2 separate regions of the Mus musculus genome follow, and region 1 is linked to region 2. The links are chromatin contacts, found by POLR2A ChIA-PET in ENCODE. All regions are on one chromosome and are shown on one strand. Each heading gives the region's core, a stretch centred on a gene start or an enhancer-like site at or near the end of the contact. The rest is flanking DNA. Distances are from core to core; before and after follow the strand shown. Region 1 holds the start of Ptpn1 (protein tyrosine phosphatase, non-receptor type 1). Region 2 has its middle 14 kb from the start of Gm33033.

Region 1 (3,701 bases), core at 149-2,648, 40 kb after region 2:
ACATACTTCAAGGAACCCAAGCATCGGAACCAACATTCAGTGCTCACCCTGGGCAGTCTGAACAAACCACAGAATCTGCACCCAGATGACATCAGAGAGGAAGATTTTTTTTTTCTTTTAAACATGTTTTTAGATTTATTTGTATGATGGTTTTGTATGCATGTATGTACAGTAGTATGGTATCACATGTATACCCTGTGCCCTTGAAGGTCAGAAGACGGCCTGAAACTAGAGTTAGGATGGTTATGAGTCACCAACAAACCCCAAGGAAGATTTTTTCCCTTTTGGTTGTTTTTTTGTTTTGAGAAGGGGTCTCACTGTATAACTGGCTGTCCCGGAACGATGTAGACCAGGCTGGCCTGGAACTCAGAGACCCCTTGCTTCTACCTGGAGAGTTTAAAGGCAAGTGCCACCACATCTGGTCAGGATTTTCTTGATACTGGAGAAAGACAGAAAACTAGCACCACATGTCCCATCCGTTCATTCTGCCAGGGTAAAAACTCTTATGGACTTTCCCAAGTTTCATGAGAGCAGAGTGGCCAGCTGGGTGTTAGCACCTGTCCAAAACTCCGGAGACTGAGGCAGGCAGATCCAGAGCTGGAGGCTGGCCTGGGTTACGTAGTGAACTCCAGGCCAGCTCGGGCTATAGAGTGATTCGTTGTCTAAAACGAACACTCTGCTCGCTGGGATGTGGCCGGAGTAGGTCCTAGCATGCACGGAGCTCTGGTTTATCCCCCGCAATGCATGTCTGTGATTCCAAGACGTGGGAGATGGAGGCGAGAGGATCATCCTTCGCCTGACAGCAAATAAGAGGTTATCCTTGGCCTGACAGCAAGTGAGAGGCCAGCCTGGAATATCGTGACCCTGAGTTAAAAATAAAGAACGGAGCCCGAAGTGATGGCACACACCTTTAATCCCAGAACTCGGGAAAAAGGCAGCCGGATTTATGAGTTCGAGGCCAGTCTTGGTCTACAGAGTGAATGTGAGGACGTCCAGGGCTACGCACAGAAACCCTGTCTGGAAAAACCAAGACAAAAAGGAAAAAAAGAAAAAAGAAAAACAGACCGGGACAGGAAACGCCGCTCCCACTCAACCGCCCAGCTCGAGGCCACGCCCTCGCCGCCTGACTCAACCGGCGGGCTTGAGGCTCGAACTCAGGATACTCCCCGAGTCCCGCCTCGGCCCACGCGCCGTGGGCGCGCCGCCGGGGGTCGCTTGGGCAACGGGCGCGCGCCCTCCGGAGCGCGGAACCCGGGAAGCCGCACGCGGCGCGCGCAGCAAGTCTGCTCCTCGGGTTCGGGCCTCGTCCGCGATGCCCCGCCTACCGCTCCGCCCCCGCGGAAGTGCCGGCCGCCTTTTCGCTAGCTGACTGGTCCTCCCGTACAGAGGGCGGAGCTCGCGGTGAGGCGGGGGTGCGTACTTCCGGCTGCCGGCTTGACATGCAGAAGCCGCTGCTGGGGAGCTTGGGGCTGCGGTGGTGGCGGGTGACGGGCTTCGGGACGCGGAGCGACGCGGCCTAGCGCGGCGGACGGCCGTGGGAACTCGGGCAGCCGACCCGTCCCGCCATGGAGATGGAGAAGGAGTTCGAGGAGATCGACAAGGCTGGGAACTGGGCGGCTATTTACCAGGTGCGGAGCCGGGGGCCCCTAGGCCGCGCCGTCTCCCCGACCCTCCCGGCTCGGGGGACTCCTGTCGCGCATCCTCGTCGCCCTAGACCCCTCTTGGGGTTCGCGGCCCCTGCGACACCCCCACTCGCCTCTATCTCTCCGCGGTCCCTGTCATCTTCGAGCTCCCCCCGCAAACCCGACCCCAACATGGCCCAGCCACCCTTTGTCCCCACTGGTCCACACCCCTGCCGCTTCCTTGTCTGGACTGGACCACCTCAGGCCCTCTTCCTTTGTCTCCTGGGGAGGAGGGTGGGCTCGCCGACACCCCCGCCCCCTCACATTTCACTTCCTCGGGCCTCGGTGTGCGGTGGTGGAGGCCCGGGGATGACAGCCCCCTTACTCCTTCCTGTCCATTCATTTGTTAGACGTGAGCTGGAGGGTCTCTTCGGTGCTAGGCTTTGGAGCTGGTGTGTATTGAACGCCACCGTAGACCTAACCTATCCCCCCCCCCCCGAGAGGCTATAGTCACACAGACATTCAAATACTGATCATTGCATCTGGTGACAAGTGTTGAGAAGAGAAAGACCTGTTCTGGTGGAGGGTGACTGTACGCAAAGGGGCTGCCTTGTCTAGGGCATCACCGGCAGGGCTGCTAGCGGCTCGACAGGGAAGGAGACTTGCTCTTTGAATAGACCAAGGAGTGACAAGCCATGAGGTTAGGCGACTAACTAGGGGGACACAGAACCCATTCCTATAGCTGCCTGACCCTCTCCAAATGGCCTCTTTCTTTTGTCTTTTATCCTTTGACCGTGAGCTGAGATGGTTTCTGTTTTCTGTGATCCGGTCCACTTGAGGGGTTCTGGTGGTTCATTAAAAAAAAAAAAAGTATTATGAAAGTAGGGTTCTCCCCCCCACCCCCCGCCATGTATGAAACAGTGAATTGAAAATGCAAAGATGTCTTTGCAAGCAGCTAAGTCCTCTAAAGAAAACAAATCTTCCGATTAAATGTCAGTGCGGGGGTTGTGAGGATTAACCATACTCGCCAGGCATCTTAAATAAGCATGTGCAAAATAGATCCTGTTCCTCGGGTAAAGAGAGCAGGCGGTTTATTCTGCTTTCAGCTTCTAGGTTCAAAAGACAGCGGGTGAGACCCATCAGCTGGAAATTGAAATCTATTTTGAGCTTCACTTAGGAAAGTAGGCACCCTCAGGCTGTTGTTTGGTGTTCTTGACTGACAAAACCTTTTTTGGGGGGTTGCCTTGGTTTCCAGATTCTTTGACAGGGTTCTTTTTACTTGGGCCTCGGTGTGCTCGTCAGCTTTTTTGGGGGGCAGATATTTGTAGCTAGTGTAATCTGTGTCAGTCGAGCGATCAATTGTAACATTTGTATTGCACGTCTAGTCTATGAATTGGCTGGACAGATTCCACTAAGGAGTCAGGTCTGTGGGCAGATTTTCTGTATCAGATTAAATGCAAGGGGATCCCAGTGTAACAACAGCACGTGAAGATTGTTCTGTAAGCCACTCTGATGTGTGGAGGTTGTTGGCTAAACAGACCGTCCCAAGTGGAGACCGTTGAATCTTTAGTACTGAGACAGACTTATTTGGTAACAAATTGGCATCATTAATAAGTTATGGTAGAATGTGGTTTTTTACGCTTTTAGGTTAGAGTGGCCTGCCCCGACATCTAAGCCTTGTTAAAGCTGGCGCAGAGTGGGCTGGCTTTGAAATCTGTTTTCTTCATTCTTCTCCAATTTCTCCTCCACACTTAAGCCCCACACGTTAGTAAATTGCTAGTAATAGTAATAGTAAGCCCCACAAGTTAAGTACGATGCCAGGGTCCGCACAGCCTGTTCACAAGTGCTTGTGCCCTTGGTTCCCCAGTGTGAAGGTTTTATGTTCTCTCTCTCTCTCTCTTCTTTTTGTTTTTTAGAGATAAGGTTTCTCTGTGTAGCCCTGGCAGTCCTGGAACTTGCTCTGTAGACCATCTGGCTGGCTTTGAACTCAGAGATCAGGCTGTTTTTGTTTCTGGAGTGCAGGGATTAAAGGAGTGTGCCACCCTGCATATTTGTAGTTTTGAAGATGGTTATGGAAGT
Region 2 (3,583 bases), core at 1,023-3,522:
TGAAGGAGATGGGGAGGCAGTGCTGGGGCATGGGGCTTGGTGCTAGACAGTCACAAGCTGACCCCAGAGCTTTGGGGTGTTCTGATACCACCCCACAAAAAGCCTGCTGAGACCATTTGAGAGCAAAGTCCTCAGCTGGGCCTCCCTGGTCACCATCCCTGCCCCCAGGTGTCTGGATGTGCTTTGTTGGCTTTCTGTGCAACCCTGTCAAAGGCGACATTATGAAGTGCCCAGTGGTCCCAAGGGAGCTGAATAGAGGAGCCCCCTGGTGATAGAGCCAGCCTCTGTCTCGCTTCTCCATTTACGCCTTTGCCCTGTGATTTCTGCCATGTTTTGAAGCATGCAGATGGGACCTCGTGACTTTGGACTTTCCTTCCTGTAGAACTGTGGGCCAAGATAACCCACAGTTACTTAACAGCTACCAGGCCTCCAGGATTTTGTCACAGCAATGGAAAATGGAAAAGGCAGCCTGTGACACAGAAGGAAAACAGGCTCCAACATTTAAGAGTTCGCCCGTGACAGCTGACAGATAGAATCGGAGTGGAACGCCGTTTGGTTCTATCTTTGTCTCTGGTTTTCTTCTCATGTCCGAGGGACTGCACGATGGCCTTCTGGAGGACAGGAATTGGATACTGGCCTTCACCGTGACCCGAGGACGTGGCCTAGGGTTTGGTAGACAAAAAGAACCCATGAGGACAGTGTGGGGACCAAACTGACGGGTAGATGACGGGTGAGAGAGTGGATGAAGGATGGATTGATGAAGGATGGGCAGATAGGGGAAGGGCAGATGGTTGATGGGCGGGGGTGTGTGTGTGTGTGTATGTGTGTGTATAGTGAGTGGGTAGATGGTGTGTGGGTGGTGGAAGGGTGAGTGGATAGTGGGTGATGGATGAGTGGGTGGGTAGATGTGTGGATGATGGGTGGGGGTGGATGATGGGTGGGGGGTGTTGGGTGGGTGGGGGTGGGGAGGTAGATGGTGGGTAGGTGGGTGAGTAGGTGGAAGGACAGGTGAATGACAGATTAGTAGACAATAGAAGGGTGGGACACCCATGACAAGTAGAAGAAACCATTGCTGAGTGGCAGAGGAGAACACGTCTGTCCCTGGCGACTGTCCCTGTGTCCTGGGGAAGTCTGTGGTCCGGCAGCTCTCAGCAGCAGCAGGCTCCAGTTGTGAGCTGTCTTCCCGGAGTTTTAATTTCTTAATGAACTCCCATTAAACATTAGGAAACTCACATGAAAGTGTTTATAGATTTTCTTGCAAAACTGAATCAGAAACAATGATCTTGGCCCCAGGGGACCCCCACTCCCCATCTCCCAGGCACCAGTGTTCTCCTCATAACAAAACCATAGGGGAAATGAAACTCTGCTTCTAAACCTGGCTTTCATCAAAAGTGGGAAACTGAGTCAGGCGTGGGGCTCACACCTGGAATTCCAACATGCAGGAAGCTGGAAGACTTTGAGGACAGCCTCTGCTACACAGTGAGATCCTGACTCAAAACACCAAAACGACAACACGAGGAAATGACAGCAGGGGCCTGCAAGAGAGCTCAGTGGTTAAGGGGCTTGCTGCCAAATCTGACTGCGTGAGTTCTATCCCCAGAGCCCATATGGGAAAAGAGAGAACCGGTTCCATACAACTGTCCTCTGACCTCTACATACACAATAAACAGATGTAAAAAGAAAAGAAGACTAACAATAAGGGTGTGTTTTGTATGAGTGGAGGAGGTGATTAAAGTGAGAGGCATGAATGAATGCTGCGTGTTTCTCTGCTGGCCACGGGGCATAGTGGTCAGGGGCGCAGACACTGAAGCTGGGTGGGCAGGTTCCGAACCTCTCTGAGCTTCCACCCTCTGTTATCACCATGGTGTCTGGCGCCCATCCTTGCCTCGCAGGCCACTGGTCTGTCCTTGTGTGTGAAGCAGAGCCAGAGTTGAATTCTGTCCCCTACGTGACCTGTGCAAAAGAAATTCTCATCTGCGGGGGCATGCGCTGCCCTCCCACGGGGCACACGGGAAAGTCTAGAGACGGCTTGGACTCTATTTCAGTGGGAAGAGCTACCACTGTTAAACTCCCTGCTGGGTGCAGGACAGCCCCATCCCCAGAGAAAGATGACGGCCTCAGGAAAGCATGTCCCCAGCTGAGCTGGGCCACACAGCTCTGCAACCCTGAAGTCCCTGTAGGGAAGTGAAGGCCGAAGGAGCTGCCCATGTGTGACAGGAGATAGTCGCTCTGCCCCGAGCCACCCCAGCTAGCAGAGACTCTGCCTGGAGGGAGTCTGTTCCTGGCCCTACTCACCAGGCAAGGAACGTGTCTCCAGCGCCTCTCAGTGGCCAGGACCTTGAACTACAGATATTTCCGGCGGAGGGTACAGAGTGGGACCCCTCTCGGTTCACCAAGGCTGTTCCTCAGGCAGAAGGGTCACAGTGGGTAATGGCAGAAGTAGCAAAGAAATATGGATATGGAGTTGAGCCCTCTGTCACTCAGCAGCCATGAGACCTTAGGTGAAACCTTTCTCCTCTGAGCTTCGGTTTGCCCATCTGTAAAATGGAGCTGGAGCGGGTGGTTGGTCTTGTTGGCAGGATCTTCTTAAGATCGCATGGAGGGCCGGGCGTGGTGGCGCACGCCTTTAATTCCAGTACTCGGGAGGCAGAGGCAGGCGGATTTCTGAGTTCGAGGCCAGCCTGGTTTACAGAGTGAGTTCCAGGACAGCCAGGGCTATACCGAGAAACCCTGTCTCGAAACAAAAACAAAAAAACCCAAACAAACAAACAAAAAGACCCCGTGGAGGGTGGTGTGGATCAGATGCTGTGTTCGTCAGACGGCGTGCAGGGTGGTGTGGATCAGATGCTGTGTTCGTCAGACCCCGTGGAGGGTGGTGTGGATCAGATGCTGTGTTCGTCAGGGCGACTTGTCGTGGTCCATCTTGCTATGTCCTCAAGGATGACCTTGGACTTCTGACTTTCCTGTTACACCACTAAAAATCCTTAAACAGACAATAAATAAGTTTAGTGCAAAGGCACACTTAGAGAAGAGAGGGTGAACCGCCATGGCCCGTGAGGGTTCTGTCTTTGTTTCATACATATGCTTAAAACATGTACATTGCTAACATATGTGATGCCAAACTCTGCACTCCCTCAGCCCTAGTAAAGACCCCCCCAGCCCCGAGTAAACACACACCTGTCATGTCAGCCCTTGGGCTACAGAGCAAGCTCCTGTCTTAAAATAAACATTTAAGAAGCAATCCTGCCAAGCCGTCAGAAATACAACTGTTCGCTAGAAGTAGAGAAATAGGGAAAACAAACGAATAAACAAAACACTCGCCTCTCTACAGAAAAGCAAGGCAAATGGCCCACACATGCATCTCTTAGAGAGTATGTTTTCAAATTTATTTGGCCGGGAAGGGGCATGTGCAGGCCATGGTGTGTGTGTGTGTGTGTGTGTGTGTGTGTGTGTGTGTTGTCAAATGAGTCTGTTCTCTCCTTCCACCATACAGGTCCAGGGAATCGAACTCAAGTCATCAGGCTTGGTGGCAAGCTGCTTCACCCGTTGAGCCGCCTCACTGATCCTGGACACGCACTTTAAA

The links. ChIA-PET counts read pairs that join two places held with the same protein, here RNA polymerase II (POLR2A).
Region 1: POLR2A ChIA-PET joins it to region 2 with 10 read pairs in Patski. The contact joins the promoter of Ptpn1 here to the enhancer-like site in region 2. POLR2A ChIA-PET finds 5 or more read pairs at or near these places in 2 of 5 experiments (Patski and embryonic stem cell).

Annotation. Positions count from the first base shown.
Region 1 is chr2:167,930,929-167,934,629 of GRCm38, forward strand. It overlaps Ptpn1 (protein tyrosine phosphatase, non-receptor type 1), which reads left to right and starts at 1,399. Exons shown (of 9, transcript NM_011201.3): 1 at 1,399-1,628. The coding sequence starts at 1,566.
Region 2 is chr2:167,889,839-167,893,421 of GRCm38, forward strand. No RefSeq gene overlaps it. Among named protein-coding and RNA genes, the nearest start is that of Gm33033, 14 kb to the left of the region's middle. Within about 2 kb of position 2,273, at least 1 of the 3 ENCODE cell types and tissues checked has a DNase peak (open chromatin) inside an H3K27ac peak, as active enhancers do.